2 separate regions of the Homo sapiens genome follow, and region 1 is linked to region 2. A link is a contact called in ENCODE Hi-C or POLR2A ChIA-PET data. All regions are on one chromosome and are shown on one strand. The core of a region is the stretch at or near the end of the contact, and the rest is flanking DNA. Distances in the headings are between cores, read along the strand shown.

Region 1 (5,552 bases), core at 843-3,342, 430 kb before region 2:
AAACAGTAGTTGTGTTGTTGCGTGTACATGAAAACTGCCTCAGAATAAAACCAGGTTTGCCTTGGTCTAATGACACCTTGACTATCATGACATTCACAAAGCTTTTGCTTCTCCCACTCTGGTAACCTCTCATGTTTTTTTAATTTCTATTCTTCCATTCTTAAAGGGCTGACCTTTTCTTGATCTCATCTCCAAATTGATACTGAAGTGCAAGCTGCTGAAGCACCCCCTAGGTGCTGACAACAAGGACCAGTGTTTTAATCTTCTTAGGGAGCAGATCAGAGTGTGTTTAGAAGGCAAAGGAGAGGTTAAGCTAGCTCTGAAGGAAGGATTACTTTGTAAAATTGAACTTTCACCCTCCCTGCTCACTCCCTGCTCTCCCTCCTACCTTAGCATGGCAGCACCCAGTTACCCAAGGCACAGAGCTGGCATCAGCAATGAGACTTCCTTCTCCTCACACCCAGTGACTCACCCAATCCTTTATTTTCCACGTCTTGAAAGGTGGAGTGCATGCTGCCACCTCTCTCTAATACTGCCTATGCTGTGGTAATGGTGGTAATAGTGGCTAGCTGATGGGTGCTAGCAGCTAGTATAAGGTCCTTACATCTATCAAATCGTTTAGCCCTCAAAATAACCCTGTTATTTGCATTTTACAGATAAGAAACTGAGGCACAGAGAATTCGGTTAAGAAACCAACGTGCCTGAGATTATACAACTAGCAGCCCATCTGGATTCTTCCCATCGAGGCCCTGGGGCTCCAGAGCCCACCCGCTGCACCTCTCTAGCTACCAGTGCAGGCATCTCTCTTCTGTCCTTTGCATGCCCCAAATAAGCTTCTTCCTGACTGGTTTCTAGGCTCTCATCTTGTCCCCCACCAATCCATTTCCCATATTTTTGTTCTAAAACACAAATAGAAACGTGCCCCTCTTACACCCGACTTTTCCACTGCTCCAGTGGACTAAGCAAGTTCAACTCCTTAGCCTGGGCGGGCCTCTGTGTACCACTCTGTCACCTTAGTCTACCGCCTTTTAACTTTGTAGTTCCTGGAATTCACCCACGTTGTCTTTTGACTGCTTAACGGTCTCATTCCTCCAACCCCCATAAATTCCTGGAGAAAAGGATTGGAGCTCAATGACATTCGTTAAATGAATTTTTGAAAAGCAACAGTGTTTTATTACTGGAAAGTGTTACAGACAGATATTGTGAAATTTTTCCTTGGGCTTCTTTCAATTTCGTTCAATTCTCGTCCAGTATTCTCATAACATTTGGATCAGGTACTTTATCACCTTGTAGTGTCACTGTTCCTTTCTGTATCCTCTCGAAGCCTCCTGTTACTCGTTTTCTAATTCTCTTCCAGCCCACTGCACGATCTAGTGTCGAATGGATGAAACAGCTGAGCAGAACAGTTCTTTAGCTGTCGGCCTAAATGACCAACTTCATGACCTCTCAAGGTCTCGCTCCCCGGCTGCACGCAGCTCAGCTTCCAACATTCGGGAAAGGCGTGCCCGGATCGCGAGGGGCCGCTGGGACCGAGTCCCGGACGTCGCGACGCGCAGGGGGCTGCTGCGGCCGGCGGTCTCGGGAAAAGTGAGGGGACGGAGGCGCCCAAGCAACGTGGGTTTCGGGAACTGTGAGTATTTCACTTTGCGTAGAGCCCCCTCGGGCAATGCGACCCAGAACCGAGGGCTTCTTTCCCCCCGCCGGGGCCTCCCTCCCGTTCTCCACTCGGAACAAACAGCCTGCAGTTCCCGCAGCTGCAGCGCGGGCCGCGGAACATGCGCCGGGAGCGGGGCCCGGGCGGGACTCCGGAGCTGGTACTGCTCCCCCCGCGCTCCGGCGCCGGGCCTCGCCGTGCGGCCTCCTTCCTCCCTTCCTCCCGCCCGGCTCGGCCGGAGGCGGCGGCGGAGGGGCGAGGCGCGGCCCCCCTTCGGCGGCACCTCCTCCCCGGGCAGGCGCGGGCGGAGCCGGGCCCGCCTCAGCCAGCCGCGGCGGGAGCAGCGCAGCGCGGCGCCGCGGGCAGCGAGCTCCGCATTCGAACCTCCCTCGCAAAGACAGTCTCCGCCCCACAATGCACCGCGGCGGGCAGCCTTTGAAAAAGCGGCGCGGCTCGTTCAAGATGGCGGAGCTCGACCAGTTGCCTGACGAGAGTGAGTAGCACCTCAAAGCACCCCCCCCTTTTCCCGCCTGCTGCTTGCCCAGCGGTTGCACCGGCCGGGACGGACGGCCGTGCCCTCCGCTGGGCAGGTGGGCTGACTGCCAGCCCCACTGTGGTCCCCTAGTCCTCCCACTCCGGTGTTGCCGCCGCGTCGCCGCCTTTGTTATGGTGTCTGTGTGTTGGTTTCTGGGGTTGTGTGAGCGCCAGGGCCGGAAACCGAGAGCCCGGGAGTCCAGCCTGTGCCAGGCGGAGGCGGTGGCTGCTCCCCTGGCGCCACTCCGGCCCCCAGCCGAGGTGGAGGGAAGAGCGGCCCCTGGGCGCGGGGGCTGTCCTCGCCGCCTGCACCACTCGCCCGGCGCCGAGAGACGCCCGCCGGGGTTATGTAACTCGCCTGTCCCGGGGCCGGGGGAGGGCTCGGGCTGGGCACGGGGTGGTCCACGGCCCCTTCTTCTTGCCCCAGCCTCTGATCTTGTCCTGTCACAGCTCCTGCCTCTACGGGCACTTGTGATCTTCACTGTCCTCCCCACCCCCCCACCGGTGTGTCCACCCCTGGAAGTGTTTCCGTGTCAGAGGGTTGGCCCCTTCCCCTGGGACCACAGGTGGCTGTGGACCTTTCCTGAGATCATCCAGCCCGGATACTCAGTGTTCAGGTAGACCCCGTCCCGCAGACTTTATTCTATATGTGTCTTAAGAGCCATAAAGGTACCTTTATGCATGGATGTGACCAACACAGCGTACGTGTACCCTGCCTGACACCCACCCTAGGGCATTGCCTCCCCTAACCATGTTTACTCACCCTGACATCTAAGACATGTATGCTCACTTGTGTTGAGTAAGTAAAAGCACCAATTCCATAGTTTAAGGGCAATGGAACTTAATTTTGTAATTTACAATATTGCATAAATTATATGAAAAGACAAATATGTTATTTAATTACAAAAAAAAGTCCTGAATCCACTTTCACTATTCAGTTTATACATATTTGTGAAAGGCTCAATTACTATTGAATCTTATCTATGCACAAGGCAAATGGACTTAAAAATGAGGACTCAACATACTACCGATTCCATTTTCTTTGTGAGGTCATGTGTTCTTAGTAAGTTATAAAGTTAAAAATTCAAGTTGCCAAGCTGGTGAAAAGTCGTATTAAAAGTGTTTGTGTTTTAAATTTGATAGAGAGCAGCACTAAGTCCCCAAGGAACTTTGTCCATGATAGAACTGTTCTCTTTTGTGATGTCCAGTAGGGCAGCCAAGCTACTAGCCATATGTAGCCATGGAACATTTCAAATGTGGCTAGAGTGATGGAGGAACTGAATTTTGAATTTTATTTAATTTTAACTTGCATAGTCACATGTAGCTAGTAGTCACTGTATTGGGTAGGGCACAGCTATTGACCAGTCATGAGCTGTACTGTTTATTTGTAGAATACAATTGATTGTGATTTATTTTATTTATTTATTTATTTTGAGATGGAGTTTCACTCATTGCCCAGGCTGGGGTGCAATGGTACTATCTCGGCTCATTGCAACCTCTGCCTCCCAGGTTCAAGCGATTCTCCTACCTCAGCCTCCCGAATAGCTGGGGTTACAGGCATGTGCCACCACGCCTGCCTAATTTTTTTGTATTTTTAGTAGAGATGGGGGTTTCTCCATGTTGGTCAGGCTGGTCTCGAACTCCCGACCTCAGGTGATCCACCCGCCTCGGCCTCCCAAAGTGCTGGGATTACAGGCGTGAGCCACCGCAGCTGGTCTTGATTGTGACTTAGAATGCTCCCAAATGAGTGTGGACCTACTAAGCACAGTGTACTTGTCATCCGAAAATGTTTTTCATCATCCTTGGTATCTTTATCATAAACATGTCTTATCACCTCTTGGATGTCACAATCACTAGAGCTACTGTTTTGGTTACTGTAGTCATTCTGTTGTAATGAGAGGCATTTTAAGTGGCTTTCTTACAACTGCCATTAGGAATATTTGCTTCATATCATCCAGCATTTATTGAGAATTTACTGTGGTTCTTTGTAGGGACTTGGGATTTATATTAGGGTTCAAATTCCAGCTCCACTTTCAAATTATATAACCTAATCATTTATATTACTTTGTGACATCTCTGGTGCATTGGTGTGTATTTGTGAAGCGTATGTCTTGTTTAGGTAGACTTCAGCTTTGTTGAAACCAGGGATTTTCTTTCTTTCTTTGTCATACAGTGCCACAAATCAAGTATACATAAATAATTTTTATGGAATTAGTGCAAAGTAACAGGTATTATTACTGAAACTAGAGCAGGGTCTTGAAAAGGAAAAGCGATTTCAATTTGATACTGGAAATAGCAGTATGTTTTTTGGCCACATTTAGTCAAGGAGGCTAGCTAATATATTGTTCAGGAGTCGATATAACATTATCAATAATGAAAGCTACCATTTATTGAGTATTTACTATGAACCAGATGCCATGCAAAGGATATTACATGTATTTGCTCATTTAATCTTCATTTCAGTTGATGTAAGTGCTCACATTTTATATAAGGAAATTAAGGCTATCTTCAGCCCAGATCTTTCCTGAGCTCCCTTTCTTGATATCTCTTGCCTGTTTCACATTTCTTCTTAGATGCTTCAAAGGCCCCTCAAACTGCACAGGTTTAAAATCCACCTCAGTCCTACCCCAGGACAGATACTTCTAGTGATTCGAATGGTTCCACTGTGCATTCAGCTGGCAGGGCAGAAACCTAGAGATTTTCTTTGGCACTTCCCTCTCTTTCTTTTCTTTTGTTTTTTTTTTGAGACAGAGTCTTGCTGTGTCACCTAGGCTGGAGTGCAGTGTGCGATCTCAGCTCACTGCAGCCTCCGCCTCCCGGGTTCAAGCCATTCTCCTGCCTCGGCCTCCTGAGTAGCTGGGTTTACAGGCGCCCGCCACCACACCTGGCTAATTCTTGTATTTTTAGTAGAGGCGGGGTTTCACCATGTTGGCTAGGCTGGTCTCAAACTCCTGACCTCAGGTGATGCACCCGCCTCAACCTCCCAAAGTGCTGGGATTACAGGGGTGAGCCACCGCGCCCCCAGCCACTTTCCTCCCTTTCACTTCCCATATTTAAGCCTTTACTAAGTCTGTAAATTTTACCTTCTAAATATCTATCAATTCTACCCATTTCTTACCATCAGCATAGCCCAAACTGTTACCATTTCTTCTCTTTACCAATTACCTCAGCCTCTCATTAATTCAGCCCCCTTCCCACAAACACACAGCGAGAGGGATCCTTTCAAAACGAATGTATGTCATCCTCCTGTTACAAACCCTTTAGTAGCTATAAGACCCTTTGTGGTCTGGCTGCTCCCTACCTCTCAGCTTTATGTTTTACCACTTGTCCCCTCATTCTATCCCTTGGGGTAAATTGGACCTTT
Region 2 (5,538 bases), core at 686-3,185:
ATAACAAAGGCTGTGGCTATCTCAACTCACATATCGATCCATCAAGGCCTTCTCTTGATTTTGAAATAACCTTAACCTACTCAAGAACAAATTTAGAAATCCTTTCTCTCTCTGAAATCTTTGTCAGTGGCTCCAGCATTCTAATTACCAAGACCGGAACCTTGCACTTGCCTGGACCCATGGCACAGACCAGACAGGTGGGGGCACCATTCATTGAGGAAGGAAGGAGGACAGGCAGGTGCGGGAGTGGGGAGTGGAAGAAAGATTGGACAGGGACAGTCTAAGGAGCCAACGGGGAGTCCAGGGGCCACACCCAGGACTCTGCAGACCGTCAGATGTGGAGGTAAGAGAGCAGGGAGGGGGGATGGCCAGGCGCAGCTATGGAGGGACAAGGGCAGAGATGATACTGGCGGGGGGCATAGAGGAAAAACCCTGGAAAATAACTAGTGGCTAGAGCTTTGGGGAGAGAAGGGGAAAGACAGATGGGACAGAAAAGAACTGAGAGAGGCAGGAAGAGACCCTCCCCACCCCACTCCTGGACAGCCACAGACTGGCGCTAGAATCAGGGACAGGGAGGTAAGGAGGAATTTTTTTTTTTTTTTTTTTTTTTTTGAGACAGAGTTTCGCTCTTGTTGCCCAGGCTGGAGTTCAATGGTGAAATCTCAGCTCACCGCAACCTCCGCCTCCCAGGTTCAAGCGATTCTCCTGCCTCAGACTCCCTAGTAGCTGGGATTACAGGCATGTGCCACCACACCCGGCTAATTTTGTATTTTTAGTAGAGACGGGGTTTCTCCATGCGGGTCAGGCTGGTCTCGAACTCCAGACCTAAGGTGATCCGCCCACCTCGGCCTCCCAAAGTGCTGGTATTACAGGCATGAGCCACCGCGCCCGGCCATAAGGAGGATATTTTTATGCCGTTACAGAAAAAGATGAAAGCTCAGAAATGGAAGGGAGGTCGGAGAACCTGCAAAGGCATGCATGTGGGGTGAGGACTGCTCAGAGCTCAGAGAGGGGTGCTGGAAGGGACCTGAGAGGAAGCTTTGGTCCAACCACTCATTTCACAGATAGGGAAACAGGGGCCTGCGGACGGGTTGGTTTGCTCCTTGATTCCCAGGGCGCGCGGTCCTCCCCGAACCCAGCCTCGCTTCCCGCGCAGCGCCCAGCAGTCCCTGGCGCGGCGGGCCGGCCCTGCCCTCGCGAGCTTGCGGTCCGGTTGTGGAGGCCACCGGCTCCCTGGAAACATTTGGCTCCCGGCCGGGAGGCATGCCGCGCTCTCGGACCTGGGCTGGAGTAGGTGCCCTTGGCGGCCCTGGCTCGAGCAGTAATGGACTAGCCCCAGGGGGCGTTGGAAATGCTGCGACCCGCCCCCACATTTTTGCCCGAACGGAGACCCTCCGGGCTTTCACGGTCCGGCCTTCTACAGCGGCGGGGGAGCCGTGGCCTCTTGCAGGGCGCTCCGCGCGGTTCCCGACTACCCGGAGCCGAGGTGCGGGCTGAATCCTGCTGAGCTCCCCATGCTACCACCCCCGCAACCCCACTCTCCCGGGGCGGGTCTAAGAGCTCTTCGGGGAAATTCAAAGCACTACAGGGACCAACGTTTGCAGATGCTCTCCCTGCGCCGCGACCACCCTGTGCTTGGCCCAGTTCTCCCGGAGGCGTCCAGAGACTGGGCTCGTGCCGGGGGACGGAAGAGGGTGCGCCCCGGCGGATCCCTTCTTGGAGCCTGGACGTGAGCTGGCCGGTCCGGGGCTTGCAGACCTCCGGGAGGAGCTGCGGGGCTGAGCGGCGACCAGGAGGCCAGGCCGGGGCAGAGGACCGCCGAGGGCCACCGCGGGAGGCGCAGTCAGCTGCGTACAGGCTTGCGCCGCCGCGGGCCAAGACTCCAAATTGGGAAAGGGGTGGCCGCAGCTCTGCGCATGTGCAGGAGGCGCCGGAGTTTCACTTTGTAACTTTTAAGTGGTCGGAACACGCCCCGCGCTGCTGGGTCCCGCCAGACACGCCGCCGCCGCAGGTACAGGGGACAGGGGGCGTGAGGAGGGGCAATGCACCCTCCGCCTTTCCCGGGACGTGCGCGCCAGGTGTCCGGTTCCGGAACGGCTCCCAGCCTACGCAGACCCCAGAGCCCCCGACCCCAAGCAGGGGGTGACGACGCGGGATTGGGTGGGAGGAGAGGGTCCGGGCAGCGCCTCCATTCCAGCCCTGCGCTCCTTGGGAATTCCTGGCGGCTTTTCAGGACTTTCCTCTCCGGCTTTTCGCTTTCAGGGCTGGTATCTCCTTCTTCCCCACCCCTCTCTTTGGGATTTGTCGGCGGAGTCCGACCTCCCACCTAACTAGGAGTGCAGCTATGGGCTCCTCGGACCCTATACGAGGCCGGGCTGGGAAAGGGCCAAGCGTCCGACTCTCCTGACGCCAGGAAGGCAGAGGCCACCCCTCGGGCTGTTCCTGGGTGACCACTTCCTGCAGCCTTGGCGGAGTCCTGAGGAGGGAGGCTGGGGACTCGGGGACTGGGGGGAAGGGCGGGGGCGGAAAGGGTGAGGCGAGCTCTGCTAAGAAACCAAATCCGCAAAGGTTCCAGCACCTGATAAGACTAGCTACCTGAGGCCCTGGAGGGGCCTTGGTCATTCAGCCCCAGGCAGGTGGTGTCCTCTTCAAGGGCAGGGGTGGACAGCGTGGCGGACCCACTGACCCTCCCTTGACACCTCTCAGGTCATCCTCAAGTCTGCTGTGCCTTCAAGGGGGATATGAACGGAAGCCGAGGCTCCTTTTCCCTTCACACGCCCCTCTCCTTTGTTTAGTGTGGGGGCAAAGGTCTCTCCTAGCTGTTCGTTGGGCTCTAACAGAGAAGACGTCAGGTGGGATCCTGCCCTTGTGTTTCCCATTAGCTGGAGGGGCGACTTAAAATAAAGGCAGACAGCTTCTAATTGCTTGCTAGGGCCGGGTCCTGGGCTAAGTGCTTTACAGGTGTTGTTTGGGATCTGTGCCTCCCAACAGCTCCGTGAGAGAAAGTCATCACTCGCATTTCCTGGCGAAGGAAGCCAAGGCACAGAGTGGTTAGGCTGCTTGTCTGAACTGCGTGGTGCTGAGACCCTAACTCCAGAGCCTGCTCACATAATCCCTGAGCCACACTGCCTCTGGTTTCAGCCAGGGGCTGTGTCATTTCCTTTGTGCTCCAGGGTAGGAGGTAAACAGTTGTCCAGGTTACTGGGTCCTGTTTGGTGTTGCCATAAGGAGAAGTTTGTACTTTACTTTGCAACCTTATTCTGCATCTGAAAGACCAGAGTTAGCTCCTGAGGCAGAAGGCCTGGAGCTGCTTGTAGTTTCGCTATTGTCATCACAGGATTGAAAGATTTGGTGATGATAAAATTACCCTGAATTTGTACGGGCCTTCTTGCAAGAACGAACAATATCCATATACTTCCTGCAACATTCTGCTGGTATTTCTAGAGCTTGTCAAGTTGACCACCAGGCCAGTCCTTGCTGCCAATGGAGACTGGCAGTGGATTAGCATAGGTAGTTTACTTTGGCAAATTTAGACCAGCTGTTGGATTTAGCCCTCTCCCACTGGCCACAATCAGACGCTTGCCTGCACATGGGTTGAACTTTGGGTTGGGAGCGTGAAGTCACCTGCTGCCCACTCTGGCTCTTGGGCCTCAGCAGTAATTCTTGGCTTTCCTACCCTCGGCATATTGAGTAGGAATAAGGGGATGAATGGAGAATTTCTGGAAGGCACAGGTAAGTGCTAGGCATTCACATACATCTAGGATGACTGAATATTGCCAGGGGTTCTCAGCCAGGCAGTGCCACTTCAACCACAGTGCCTAGCTGCTGGTTTGGCCTCCTCTATACAGCTGCCAGCTGGGTGCTCCCCTCCCCCTGCCTTCTCCTCAGCCTGGCAGCACTGTCCCATGGTGTCTGTGTTCCCAGCTGCCTGCTCAGAGCGTGCCTGTTTGTGAAAATGCAGAGGAGCTGTCCCATGGAGAGCCAGAGGGACGGAGCTGTTTCAGGGGGATCTGGACTTTATGTGTCTAATGGGCAGGGACAGGCTGGGACTGAGCTGAAAGGTCTGAGAGAGATTGTGGGTCCCCAGAGCTCTACCCTAACCTGGGTGCTCATCGGAGAGGGCAGACAGGACTGGCCACCTGACCTTACCTCCGTCTCAGGCTGATAGTATTTGCTAGCCACCTCCCTGAGTTCATATCAAACTTTGTCAAACCACCCTGGGAAGCCTATTTGGCAAGAGACAAGTAACTTAGAGGCATGACTGGGGCTGGAGGGAGGGGGAAGAGGAGCCGCAGGTGTTTCCCTCCGCAGAGGCCTCTCTCCTCTGCAGCACTGGCGAGGGTATGCCACTCCCAGCACCACCACAGCACCCTCCCCTTTCCAGGGACAATGCTCTCTCTGTGAGCATTTTATGGGGATGTTTTTTCTTTCCACTTCACATTTCAAGCCTTCCTTGTTCATGCTGCTGTGTTCCCTTTTCCTGATTCTAGCTCTTGGGGAACCCTGGGGAGCCTCCCCAGTAGCATTGGCCCTTGGGGCCCAGGTGAAGTCCTTTGCTTGGGGCCCTACCGTGAGCCCACAACCTCCAGGGTTTCTGTGGGAGAGGGCTGCTCCCCTAGACCCAGCAGGTCCCTGAGCCATTGGCAAAGAGGAGAGAGGCTGGGGCCACAGGTGGTGCTGGCCGAGGAAGGAGGAGTAGGGTCGCACAGAGGAGCACTGATGGATGGAGAACCAGTTCTGGGAGTTTGGGGAGAGATCAAGGCAGGAGGGAGCCCACTGGGCAGAACCTAAAGGTCCATATGGGCAGCATGCATACACAGGTGTGTGCTGGAGGGTTTCCATCCAGACCCCTACACTGGAAAAGGGTGGCTCCCATGTGATGCTTGGTGTCTGTGATCCTTCAGGAAAGTCTACAGTTTGGTACCCCAGGACTCGCTGGTCAGGAAAGCCCTGCAGGACATGAGTGTTAGGCCCGACGCCTGGCCCTTGGCAGCTTGGGAGGTGGCTGGGGCTGCTTTTGCCTTTGCCAGAGACAGCTCCAACTGAGGACCTCTCCAACGGGCCCATCCACAGTCCTTCCTTCCCCTAGTGTCTGGTAAGTGTGGGGACAGGAAGGAGGAGGGGTAGGTGGTGGCCTTGAAGTGTTGGGCTGGTGTGTTCCATTGGGTGGTGCCACTGGGGGATTTTAAAGGGAAGCCAAGAACATCTGTGTTCCAGAGGTCACTCTTGTGACACTCTGTTCAGAGTCAGCAGCCCCATGACTCTGGCATCACAACCCCCACTACCTCCAGCCATTGCCAAGTCTCTTAGAAGGTTGAGAAAGTCACTTGGCTGTCTGTGGGATGCTCCCATGTTCTTGGGCTTTCCACTCATTCATGCTTCCTGTGCTTCGTGTGTGTGTGTGTGTGTGTGTGTGTGTGTGTGTGTGTAGGTAGGTAGGTAGGTAGGTAGGTGTCCATGTGTGATTGTCCCCAGCACTCTAGGCCTAGGGGTTACCCAACATACACACCTCACCAGCACTACTGGTATCCAAACATC

Evidence for each region. A loop is a pair of places that touch in the nucleus more often than their neighbours do. ChIA-PET counts read pairs that join two places held with the same protein, here RNA polymerase II (POLR2A). Pooled maps may share reads with other maps.
Region 1: a pooled map shows a loop between it and region 2 (4-fold over the local background). The contact joins the promoter of LIN9 here to the promoter of TMEM63A in region 2. A Hi-C loop is called at or near these places in 6 of 50 pooled maps. POLR2A ChIA-PET finds 5 or more read pairs at or near these places in 4 of 52 experiments (H1, HEK293T, PC-9 and 1 more).

Annotation. Positions count from the first base shown.
Region 1 is chr1:226,305,704-226,311,255 of GRCh38, reverse strand. LIN9 (lin-9 DREAM MuvB core complex component) reads left to right here and starts at 2,092. Exons shown (of 15, transcript NM_001366245.2): 1 at 2,092-2,147. The coding sequence starts at 2,117. RefSeq lists silencers at 1,740-1,989, 2,410-2,639 and an enhancer at 2,193-2,959.
Region 2 is chr1:225,878,777-225,884,314 of GRCh38, reverse strand. TMEM63A (transmembrane protein 63A) reads left to right here and starts at 1,935. Exons shown (of 25, transcript NM_014698.3): 1 at 1,935-2,011; 2 at 4,905-5,095. RefSeq lists enhancers at 1,017-1,066, 1,127-1,176, 3,379-4,329 and silencers at 1,687-1,846, 2,407-2,526.